Linked DNA regions of Homo sapiens: all the other regions are linked to region 3. Evidence: chromatin contacts called from ENCODE Hi-C or POLR2A ChIA-PET data. All regions are on one chromosome and are shown on one strand. Each heading gives the region's core, a stretch centred on a gene start or an enhancer-like site at or near the end of the contact. The rest is flanking DNA. Distances are from core to core; before and after follow the strand shown.

Region 1 (3,779 bases), core at 228-2,727, 520 kb after region 3:
TTTTAAAGCTGCAATCTTGGAAATGATCATCAAATCCACACCCCACTCGTTGTACTTAGGGGAAAATTCAAGCTGGGAGGAGAAGGCTAAGTACAGAGGGGAGACCCAATCCTGGCCTTGGACATCTAGCCCAGACTCCCTCGCATGCAACCTTGACAGACCAAAACCAGCGGCCAGAGACCATAAATGCCTCCTTAGACAAAGCCATCAAGCCACCAGCACATCTGGCTGTATTCATACAGCATCCCACACCTTCCAATGTCCTGGGCACATCCCAGCCCTGGGGCCCTCGCCAGGCAGGGCTCTGAGCCCAGAAAAAGGCAGGGTCTCAAGAGAGGATAAGATCGAGTGGCAGAGGAGGAGGGAACTGCAGAGAGCAGGGGACCAGGCCCCAGAGAGCAGAGGGAGAAGAGAGAAGAGACGGGAAGGAGGACCGCAGGATGTGGAGGGACCACAGGGTAACTCGGGCTCTAGGGGTGGGACAGGGCAGGCCCTTGGAGCCGGGAGGGGATTTTGGAACTGAACCAGCACCAGCAAGCCTTGCCGGGAGGGGGCACCTTGGAACCCAAAGCCAAGAGGAATGGCTGTCCATCCTCCACGAGCTTTCTGGGTGGAACTAAGGTGTACAGCGGGGCAGGGGCCCGATCCAGCCCACACATAGGCAGGACGGAGGTCACCCCTCATGACCATTTCTGTCCTCTCCTTGCACCCTCTCTTGCACACCAGCTCTCCAGCCTCGGAGAACCACAGAAATCTCCTTCTGACCTGCCCCTTTCCTTGCGCCTGCCCCCACCCCAGCACACCTGTCACTTCCACCCTCCTCCAGTCCCCCCTCTCCCATCTGCCCCCCAACAGTCACGGCGCAACGGTGGGCACCAAAGCCTAGGTCGTGGGTCTGGAGACAGCCTGGCCACAAATGTGGCCCACGTCTGCCCAGGACACCATCAGCAAGGCCCGGGTCTTGCTCCAGGCCTGAAAGCCGGTCTCTGTTGGCAGAAACGCTGCCAGAGCCAAGCCCTGCCAGGCTCCTGGAGGGGCTTACCTTCACACCATCGCTCTTCTTGTTTCCCCCACTCTTCCCTCCTGTGGAGGAGAAAAAGTAGAGGGTTAACAACGCCAGGCAGGGCACCAGGGCCCACAGGGCGAGGACGAGCAGCATCCACACGCAGCCGGAGGGCAGACTGCAGGGAGCAGAGCTGGCCCAGCGATCCTGGGGGAGGCCTCCTCCTCCTCCTCCTCCTCCTCCTCCTCCTCCTCCCTCCTTGGAGGCCCAGGGACTGCCTGGGTTCCCCGCCTTCTCAGCAATCTCAAGCGTAACCCTCTGGCTTCATGGGTTGAGGGAGGTGTCCAACATGTCCCAGGACTGTGGGCTGCTGTTTCAGCCCGGGGATTCCCTCTGAATCCCTGTCACCACCGTGCTGGCGGTGGCCAACCCGAGGTCTGGCTGCCTGGCCCCAGGCTGGACACGCCCTCCCCACCCTGGCCCTCTCTAATTTTAGCCCCATGCTGCTGCGGAGGTCATGTGTCAGCCCTGCCTACTCACTCCGGACAGCTGCAGGCTGCGTCTTGCCAGTGACAAGAAGCAGATGCCCCCACTGGGGCCCACCCTGCCAGAGCACCCATCCCCTGCCTCTCTCCTCAGGCCATATAGGCCTCCCCAACCTCAGACTCCAGAGCCCCATATTGGCACTGGCTATGGCCCGGGTGGCAGGGACAACCAGAGCAACAGCTCTTTGGGGGCTTCCCCTGCTGTCATTTCCCCTTACCTCCCTCCTCACCTCCTGGCCAGAGCCCTGGAAGTGGGCATCAGCCAGGAAATGGCCTGAATGTCCAGCCCTGCCCACAGGCATCCGGCTGCTTCAGACTTAAGCAAATACCTTAAATGAAACAAGGTATCTGTGAAGTACTTAGCAAAGCACCTGACCCATAAGCCGCACATGCTCAGGAAATGGTAGCCATGATAAGACTTCTCCTGGTGGCCTTGAGAGGGGGAGTTGGGAGGAGGGTCATATGAGCCACTGATGCCCCAGGGGCTCTGAGGCATGGGGCTCATGGCAGGTCACCTTCCCAGTCACCCCCACATTTCCACCTATGACCCCTTCGAGGCTCTCATTCCAAGTTCCCTACTTGCAAACCAAGGCAGGGGCCACCTCTGGATCCCGAAGCTGACAGGAATGGCTGTCCATTCACCACAGGCTTTGGAGGGTTGGACTAGGATGTGCAGTGGGGCAGGGGGAGTGCTTTCTCCTCGAGCCTCAAGGTAGACGCCCCTCTCAGCTCCAGCCTACTGTCACAGGATCGTGGGTCCAGTGAGGCCACAGCGTCTAATTTTCAAGAGACGACAGCAATCTGGGGTTTTCTATGAAATTTCCTAATTTTTAAGTGTTAGAAACTCATTCAAAAAAATTTTTAAAACACCCCTACCTCCACAAAGCATATCAAGAGATTCAATCCAGCTCACAGGCCGCCATTTTGTGAGCTCAGGACTAGAGTTCTTTAGGGTGCTTCAGTTGTTAAAAAAAGACTCTGACTATCTGGGTAGCTCATCTTTCAGTTTACGGAATGGCAGGATCCTTGTCCAGGGAGAGGGTGGGAAGGCAGTTTAACGAGGTAGGAAAAGCCCAGTCAGAAGTTCTAGTATCTGCCCACCTCTGGGTCTCACTCCTCCCAACTGGTTACATGGGCAGGTGGACCCACTCAATGCAGCCAGCTGCCCCCTTCTCAGAGCTGCCCTCTTGCTGTGGTGCTGGCCACAAATCTGCAGCAGCTTTCTCGGCTGGCCCCAGCCCCAGTCAGAGGGCCCCTCGGGTGAGCTTTGCTCTATCTGCTATCTATATCTCCTCTACTGCCTGCCAGCGGCCTGCGCTCCCCAGAAGGAAGCCTCTGGAGGGCACTGGCCCCAGCCCTCTCTGATGTGCCAAGAGGAGCTTCTTGCTAAACCCTGACAATAATCCCTTCCCCTTCTCTCTGCAAAGCCACATGCCTCAGGTGATTGGGCACTCCCTGCCTTAACCAGCCCAGTTTGGCCAAGGGCCTGGGACGCTCCTGCCCTGGACTCACTGGTGACCCAATCCAGTTAAAGGCACTTGCCCTGGGTTTGGTCAAACCTGTGCTGAATGCAGGCTCTGCCTCTCTAGCCATGTGACCTGGGACAAGTCAGAGCTCACCTTCCTGAGCTTCTGCTTCCTCATCCCAGAAATAGGGATGGCAGCACCCCCATCATCCCCTCTGCTGCCTTGTCATGTAGGCCACCTGAGTGGAAGCACGGGACTGCTTAGCACAGGGCTCCAATCATGGTGGGCAATATTGTTACTCCCTGGACCTGGCTCCACCCCATCTAGAACTCAATCCCCTGCAATCAGAAGCCTTCCCCTCTAGGCGGCCCAGCCTGAGAACCCCAGCACTGCTGTAGGAGTGGGCAGCCAGACTAAATCTGTAACCAGTCCTGGTGGGCCCTGGGCTTGCTGACTTTTGACCTCTCTTCACTTCTGGGTACAGGCCGTGGCAGGTGAGCTAAGCCCTTAGTCACAGAGTCCTCTACAACTCCCTCTCCCCAGGCCCAGTGGCCTGGGGGCACTCCAATATCTGACAGGACGGTGCCCCCAACGAACTGGTGCAGGGCTTACTGGGGACCCTGAGGTCCTGCCACCTACCGGAGAAGTTCCTGGTGGCCAGCATCGTGGTGAGAATGGCTCCCTGCAAGACATAAGAAGAGGGCAGTGGGAGAGGAGGCCGGAGTGAAGGGACCCAGGAGGGACAGAGAGACGGGAGGGCCACGG
Region 2 (3,637 bases), core at 103-2,602, 930 kb after region 3:
CAGGATAGTCTGCCAGCACACAGACACCGGTGGTCCCCACCCTGCACCCAGCCCATCCTTGCTAGGCCCACCCTTCCCCAGGAGTGTGTGCCTTGGACCCAATCTTTATCTTCGGCTGGGGCCTCACTGCAGCACAGTGTCCCATTGCCTACTGGTGATCTCATCCCAGTCCCCCGACACCTCAAAGTTCATCCAAAACTGACCTCAGTGTCTGCCCCCACCCCTCCTGCTCCTCCCCTTCCAGTCACCCAAGCATGAAACAGGGGAGTGGGACTCCCTTTCCTCACCTTCCACATCCAGTTCCTCACCAAGACCCAAGGGTTCTTCAAATAACCCTCAACTCCCTCTCCTCTCCATCTCCTTGTCACTGCCCTGATCCAGCCACCCCTGGTGACAGTCAGGTCCTCCTGCCTCCAGTCTGGCCCCCTCCAACCCATTTCCCACATGGCAGCAAAGATATCTTTGGAAAATGCCAATCCGATCACTCCATTTCACCACTTTAATCTTGTCAGCAACCCTTTATAAACACAGTTTCCTTTTGAAAGCCTGCTGGGATCTGGCCGCTGCCCCCACTGTCTGGGCTAATCTCTCAGCACTGCCCCCAGCTCCGGCTCTACTTGCCAACCCCCTACCCATCTTTGTAGGTGACATGTCCACTGCCTGCCATGCCCCTTCTCTGCCCAGTGAACTCCCACTCATCCTTCAAGGCCCAACTCCAGTGTGTCCTCCTCTGGGAAGCCTTCTCACCCCCCACCCCAGGCTGAGCTGGTAACTCCCTCCCCTGGGCTCTCCCAGAGCCTTCCCCAAAGCTTGTTTACCCGTCTGAATCTGACCTGGCTGAGCTCCTTGAAGACAGAGCCCTGCCTTATTTATTTTCAGTCCTTAGAGAGAGGCTCAGGGAATGTGAGAAGGTAGAGGGAGGGAGGGAGGGAGGGAGGAGGGGAGAAAAGAAGGCAGGCAGGAAGGAGGCAGAAGAAGAAAGGCAGGAGAGAAGAAAGGAAGGAAGAAAAGGATAAGTCAAGCAAAGATATTGAGGAGCAATTCATTCATCCATCTATCTATCCATCCATTCCTTCCTTCGACAAATATCTGCTGAGTTCCTATCAAGCACCATTCTTGGCACTAAGGATATAACAGTTAACAAGCGGAAGCTACCAGCAGCTGACCCTCAACATTTCCAGGTGACTTTGGTGTGTGCATATGTGAGTGTGTGTGTACACGTGGGTGCAAGCCCTCTGTCTGCACAGGCCTGTTGCCAGGGCACCTGTCTTCCCTAGGGTCTGGTGCTTTTAGCCTCTGGCTCCAGCTCCTATTGCAGCCCGAAATAAGGCTGTGACCCATGGCAAGGCAGGAATGATTCTCATCAGCTGAAGCCAGAGCTGGCTGCAGGGGACACCCTGCTCGCTGCCTACTGACTGCTGACCGCTGACTGCCTACAGGGACGCCACGCAACTCTCAGCTTCCCGACAGAGGTGTTAATCTTGAGGGTCTAAGATTCCCTCCTGCCTATTGTGGTCCCATCCTCTCAGGTACCAGCATCCTAGGGGAGCTTGGGGAACTCAGGGGAGTGGGCAGAGGAGGTGAGCCAATCCCCAGAGCTCCTTCCCCCGGAGAGGAAGGGCCCTGCAGTGGATCTAGGGAGTTTGGGGCCCCATGCAAGCCTCGATCCTGGTTTGGGAGGAGAGGAACTCTAAGCTCTAGGTTACCCTGCATTAAATGGGGAGGGTGTGGCTAGGATTAAAGGTGGGGAATAGGTAATGGCTCTGCTCAGGACTTTGGGATTTTTAGGCAGTAGAGGGAAGCAGCTTCTCTGTAAAATGAGAGACCCTTCCCAGCATCTGTGAATTTCTGTAAAGGGAGTGTTTATCAAGAAACAGATCTGTGGACTGTGGAATCCTAAACGGTTGTGATCGAGGCATTCTCAATCATCCCATGACCCTCACCCCAAATGCATGTAGACACACTCATGTTTACGTATAGTTTTAGGGGGTTTGTGAACACCCTAAAGCCCATCCATGGATCTCTGTGATTTAGCCTAACCCCCTACTGTTACAGATGGGGGAACTGAGGTGCAGAGCTGGAAAGCTACTTGTTCGCAGTTACAGAGAAAGCCAGGGACACCCACTAGACTCCAGTTGCACAATGCAGTGCCCACTGACTCCCAGGGCCCCTTGTCGGTGTTGGGGATACAGATGAAGGCAGATTGTTTTCTAAAGGAAGGAGTATAGGAAAACCTGGAGGCAAAGGAGAAGGGTACCCAGGTGGGTGGTCAGTCGAGGAGCTCAAGGGCTCTGCCTCTTCTCCAGAGGGCAAGTTAAGGTACCTGGGCAAGTTAAGGGCTCTGGACCTCATTTTATTTGCAAATCTCTTCCAAGATTCTTTGAAAGTGCCATGAGATACAAATAGGGGGATGGAACAGGAGGAAGAGAAGGGACGAGGGAGAAGAGAACACCACGGAAGTTAGCCCAGTAGCGGGGAGATGGGGAGGACGGGGGATGGTTCTCTCTGCTTGGTTGGACCAGCCTGTGCCCTCAAGCGTCAGGGCCAAGTGCCAAGGATGAAAGGGGCTCACCAGCCTTGCAGACCCCAGTGTAACCCCAACCTAGTCCATCCTCCCCCTTCCCCTAACTTAAACCTCCAACTTCTTTCAGCCTTGGACTAGGACTCTCCTGGGTCAACCGATGACAGTAGTGCCTGAGACCTTTGCCTGCCCCACCCGGATGCCCCTGGCACCTACTCTCCCTCTGATCAGGATGCCAGAGCTGGGAAAAGGCCCTAGAAACCACCCCTGAAGAGACAGTGCTTCCCTAGCAACATGAAAATAGATTCGTGCAAACTTGAGCACCTCCCTCTCGTTCCCTGGGCCTCAGTCTCCTCTGCACGGAGACCCTGAAGTCCCTTCCAGCTCAGACATCCCTTGCTTGTGATTTGGGGCTGGCCTAAAGCTGTTCAGGACTGGGGCAGGGTGAACCAGAGACTGGAAGGAGGTCTGGGGAGAAATGGAGGCAGCCTGGTCCATTTATGGGGGTCTCTCCTCCACAGGATGATCCCCAAGGAGCAGAAGGGGCCAGTGATGGCTGCCATGGGGGACCTCACTGAACCAGGTAAGGTGGTTCTAGCCTCATGCCTTCCTCAGACTCCATCATTTCCTTGCTCCCAGGCTGCACTCACTCTGGCCTGCTGGCCCCAGGCCTGGGCAGACAGGTGTGAGCTCCAGGCCAGCTCTGAGGGAGTGCCTGTAGAATTTGCTGCCTAGGCTGGGAAGCTTCCCTGAGGCACTGGGAGGGGTCTTGCCCATCTGTCCACAGACCCAGGAGCTGAGGCTGAGTGTCCCAGGCTGGGCCTTGGCTCTAAAATGACCCTGGCCCTGGCTTCATCTAAGGCCTCACCTCAGCCCCAAATTAAGCTCTGAAGACTCTGGTCCCAACTCCAGCCCTACCTGTGGCTGCAAGCTCTGCACACACTTGCCTTTGCCTATTACTCCTGTGGGTCTCACCGAGGCCTCTGGGTGGCCCAGGATGGCTGGGCCCCATGGCTAAGAGAGGGGAGTGGAGAGAGTGGAGTAGGGTGGGAAGACAGGGGAGTCGAGAGAGTGGAGCAGGGTGGGAAGAGCAGGCTGCCCATTTGAATACAAAAC
Region 3 (3,856 bases), core at 950-3,449:
CTCCTCAATCATCAAAACATCCCTATGAAGTTGGTGGTTTTTTGGTCCCCATTTGTGTAGATGAGGAAACCGAGGCCCGAGACTAAATGACTTGCTGTGGTTCCAAATCAGGCAGTGTGACTCCAGGGCCCACGCTCTTCACCCCCTGAATTGCTGGATACTGGAACAAGATGTTCCAGTATCCAGATGCAGGGTCTGAAACAGAACCCAGGACTCCTAACTCCTAGTCTAGGGCTCTGAGGCTAGATGCAGGCTCTCTGTTGGAATGCATTGTTCCTTAAAAGCACACTGGCCTTAAGCCCAAAGAGTGAAATCACGGCCTGCGGTTCTGGGAACCTCAGACTGGAGAAGGAAGCTTTTGCCCTGGTGTTCAAGTCTCAGCAGGTGTGCTGGGGACTCTCCCTCTATTTCCTTCTCCCGCTGGAAGGGAGCCCTTGTTAGGTGGGCAGGGTGGGGCAGCCCTTATGAGTGTAGGGTGGGAGGAGGGCAGGAGGCAGGCGTGCCCAATAAAACAGACCTAAAGCTTCCCGCCTTCTTGCCTTCATCCAGGCAGTGCCCTCATCTCCTGTTTGGTAAACAACAGGGCATGATGATGAGAGTTCAAGGTTGGAGTCAGGAGGTCTGAGTTCTGGTTCTGGCTCAGGCAGTCACTCCATGTACACATTGACAGTCAGTTTCCTTATCTGTATAATGTGTGGTGGTGGTGGTGGCAGAGAATCAAAATTCTCCAGCTTTTTCAGTTAACACATCATCTATTAAGTGCCTACTATGTGCCAGAAACGGCAGATACAGCAAGTGCAAAAGCAGATTTAGGCCCTGCTTTCATGGTGTTAGAGTCTTGTAAGGAGAGATACAAAGATTAAGTCTTCATTGCAACAAATGTAAAACGGCAACTGTGACCAGCTTTTAGAGAAAAAAGGCCTGCTGGTGGAGCTAAGGGAGCCCATGATGGTGGAGGTGGAAGGAGAGGAAATGGCTTGACAGTCCAAGGGGTAATAGGGAAAGATGCCCCGAAGAGATTACTAGGTGAGTGGCAAGCCCGTTGTGAGCGGGCCTGCGGAGGCTGGCAGGAGCCCAGCCCCTTCATGCATTGTGGGCATTGGTAAGAGAACTCATTGGAGTTTTTTGGGGGAAGGGTGCTGGGGACGATGGCAGAGAGAGATATATGATCAGGTTTAGCACAGAATATAGGCAAACGCACCCTTCAAGTAAAAGATAAAAATGCCTCCTCCTCCAAGGAGACTTCCTTGATTTCTTTGCTTTTGATCTATGGTATTTCTCCCTCCTTCTCTGGCCTTGTAGCCTGGGTAGAGAAACAGTCCTCCAGGGGAGTAAGACCTAAGCTTTCCCTTCCTGCAACTGATGTGCGCTGTAGCTTTGAACGAGGTCCTAGGTATATACATACATACATACATACATACATACATACATACATATATATATACATACATATATATACACATACATATATATACATACATATATATACACATACATACATACATATATACACATACATACATACATACATATATATACACATACATACATATATATATATATATATATATATTTTTTTTTTTTTTTTTTTTTCAGGAGGGATATGAAGAGTGACTTACAGGCGCCCGCCACCATGCCTGGCTAATTTTTTTTGTATTTTCAGTAGAGACGGGGTTTCACCATGTTGGCCAGGCTGGTCTCAAACTCCTGACCTCAGGTGATCCACCCGCCTCGGCCTCCCAAAGTGCTGGGATTACAGGCGTGAGCCACTGCGCCCGGCCTTCGAACGAGGTCCTATTCCTTCTCGAGCCTCAGTTTCCCCAGCTGTGCAGAAGAAGCAGGTTGTCTCGCAGGACCCGCCCAGCGCTAACGCAACGTGATTCGCTCTGGCAGGAGCCGGGGGCTGCCCGCATTGCTGCGCAGGCATCGGGCTGCTGGCTGGGGCACCGCCACCTGGCTGCCTGCGCTTTACCCCTTGCTGAGGGCTGCGTGAGCTGGTCGCGGCGCCAGACACGGCGCAGGAAAGTGGGTGAGCGACCCCCGGCTCCCGCGGGCGCCGCGCGGCCCCGCCCCCGCAGCTAGCGGCCCTGCGGCAGCCGGGGGCTCGAGCTCCGCCCTCCGCCTCCCGCCGGCCTCACTCCCTCCTCCCTCCTCCCTTGCTCGCTCGCTGGCTCCCTCCCCCCGGGCCGGCTCGGCGTTGACTCCGCCGCACGCTGCAGCCGCGGCTGGAAGATGGCGGGGAACGACTGCGGCGCGCTGCTGGACGAAGAGCTCTCCTCCTTCTTCCTCAACTATCTCGCTGACACGCAGGTACGGCCGGCTGGGGCTGCGGGCCCGGGGCCAGGGGTGCTGAGCTGCGGGGGCCGCAGCTGCAGCCGCGGAGGCCGGGAGGCAGCGGTGGGAGCCCTGGGGTAACTGGGGGTTCCAGGCTGCAGAGCCCCCCTTCCAGGCGCCCTGCGATGCGCTCCGTTACCGGGGCAGGGAGCCGGAGGTCTCCCGGCGCGTGCCGGAGCGCTGGGGGCGCTACGGCCGCTGGGGAGGGTCTAGCCTTGGCCGCTTGGAGTCTGCCACCCCGCGGGCAAAACTGGGGGGTACCGCGCTTCCTTTGGGAGGTGGAGGCGCGCCACGGTGTGGGGTACCCTCAGGCTGGCGCTGGGTGCTGGAGGCGCGCCGTCAGCGCCCGGCACTTGCTGCCGTACTTTCACGTGGACTTGTGGCCCCGGCACGGGTGCATGCCCGGGTCTCCGGAGTCCCCTAGTCCTCCAGGCTGTAGTCCCCAGAGTGCTGTTGCTGGCCCCCCGCGGCTTTCTACCCGCGCCCGCAGCGCGGAGTTTCCTGCCAGTTGCCGGCTAAAGGCATAAGGGTCTGCGGGGCACGTGGACATGCGGGCGGAGACAGCGTCTTCCTGGTTTCGCTATCGGGCGGAGCCCCCTGGGGGGAAAAGCCAGGCTGGATGGGGGCGGAAGGACTGTCTGGGGGCGCCTGGGTCCCCCTGCGGTGCGCGGCCCCGGTGCGCGCTCCACGATGCAGGGGGAAGGGAAGGCGAGGCGGAGTCCCAGGCACTGGCTGAGCCCGGGAGCCCCACTGGCGACACGCGCGTGACAGGAGAGGGTGCTCTGGTGTGCCGGGGCGCGGGGGAGCGAGGAAGCTGGTGGCTTGGAGACTGGGAGAGGGGTGCTGCTGGGACAAGCAGCCACCAAAAATGTCAGCACGAGGCGTGCGCGGCCCCCACCCCTTCCCCCATTTTCCCCACCCAATGCCTGTTGCAAGCATAAAGTTTGGCTCCAGAGTTAGGGCTTTTTCTCTGGGCGCCCGGCTGCGGGTCATTGGGAAGCTGAGGATGCGGCGGAACCTCGGAGGAGCCCCGGGTGCTGGCACACGCCTGGGCACGGAGAGGGGCGGCCGGGCGGAACCGGGCGCGGCTCGCGGGGGCTGGTTTGGTACCTGGAGTGGGAGCGCCGGTGCCGGCCCGTTTTGCATAACAGTGGAAGGGAGGGGGAAGGCGGAGATTGGGGGAGGGAGGTGGGAGGAGAGAGAGGGAAACTTTGCTTCTTGTTATAATCTGCCTGTCTTTGGGCGGCAGCAGCTGTCATGGGACCGGGTGGGCGGGGAGAGGCTTGCAAGCTGACTCCTTGCGGTGAAACGCGACTTGGAAGGGACGCCGCAGCCGAGACGTTCAGCTCCGGGCAGCGACTTCGGGCTGGCGGCTGGGACGGCGTGGCGTGGCAGGGTGTCGCCGAGAGGAAGCCCGCCACGCGGGAGGCAGGCCGCCCCTGGCCCGCTGCAGACGCCGCTGCGTAGGGGAGCCGCGGGGCCGCGTGGTCGGTGGCGGGCGCGCTCGGGTGGGTTCGCGGCA

Evidence for each region. A loop is a pair of places that touch in the nucleus more often than their neighbours do. ChIA-PET counts read pairs that join two places held with the same protein, here RNA polymerase II (POLR2A). Pooled maps may share reads with other maps.
Region 1: a loop to region 3 is called in a map of gastrocnemius medialis, with 3 times the contacts of the local background. The contact joins the enhancer-like site here to the promoter of PPARGC1B in region 3. A Hi-C loop is called at or near these places in 1 of 168 maps with a recorded cell type or tissue (gastrocnemius medialis) and 1 of 50 pooled maps. POLR2A ChIA-PET finds 5 or more read pairs at or near these places in 1 of 52 experiments (OCI-LY7).
Region 2: a map of CD8-positive, alpha-beta T cell shows a loop between it and region 3 (7-fold over the local background). The contact joins the promoter of MYOZ3 here to the promoter of PPARGC1B in region 3. A Hi-C loop is called at or near these places in 1 of 168 maps with a recorded cell type or tissue (CD8-positive, alpha-beta T cell). POLR2A ChIA-PET finds 5 or more read pairs at or near these places in 2 of 52 experiments (AG04449 and CD8-positive, alpha-beta memory T cell).

Annotation. Positions count from the first base shown.
Region 1 is chr5:150,244,119-150,247,897 of GRCh38, forward strand. CAMK2A (calcium/calmodulin dependent protein kinase II alpha) reads right to left here. Exons shown (of 19, transcript NM_015981.4): 12 at 3,654-3,696; 13 at 1,043-1,083. Among named protein-coding and RNA genes, the nearest start is that of CAMK2A, 44 kb to the right of the region's middle. Within about 2 kb of position 1,478, at least 6 of the 41 ENCODE cell types and tissues checked have a DNase peak (open chromatin) inside an H3K27ac peak, as active enhancers do; they include gastrocnemius medialis, where a contact is called at or near this core.
Region 2 is chr5:150,659,899-150,663,535 of GRCh38, forward strand. It overlaps MYOZ3 (myozenin 3), which reads left to right and starts at 1,353. Exons shown (of 7, transcript NM_001122853.3): 1 at 1,353-1,529; 2 at 3,043-3,104. The coding sequence starts at 3,044.
Region 3 is chr5:149,728,111-149,731,966 of GRCh38, forward strand. PPARGC1B (PPARG coactivator 1 beta) reads left to right here and starts at 2,200. Exons shown (of 12, transcript NM_133263.4): 1 at 2,200-2,310. The coding sequence starts at 2,233. RefSeq lists enhancers at 1,799-2,449, 2,688-2,807, 2,818-2,867 and silencers at 1,858-2,537, 3,338-3,437, 3,448-3,497, 3,518-3,607, 3,638-3,856.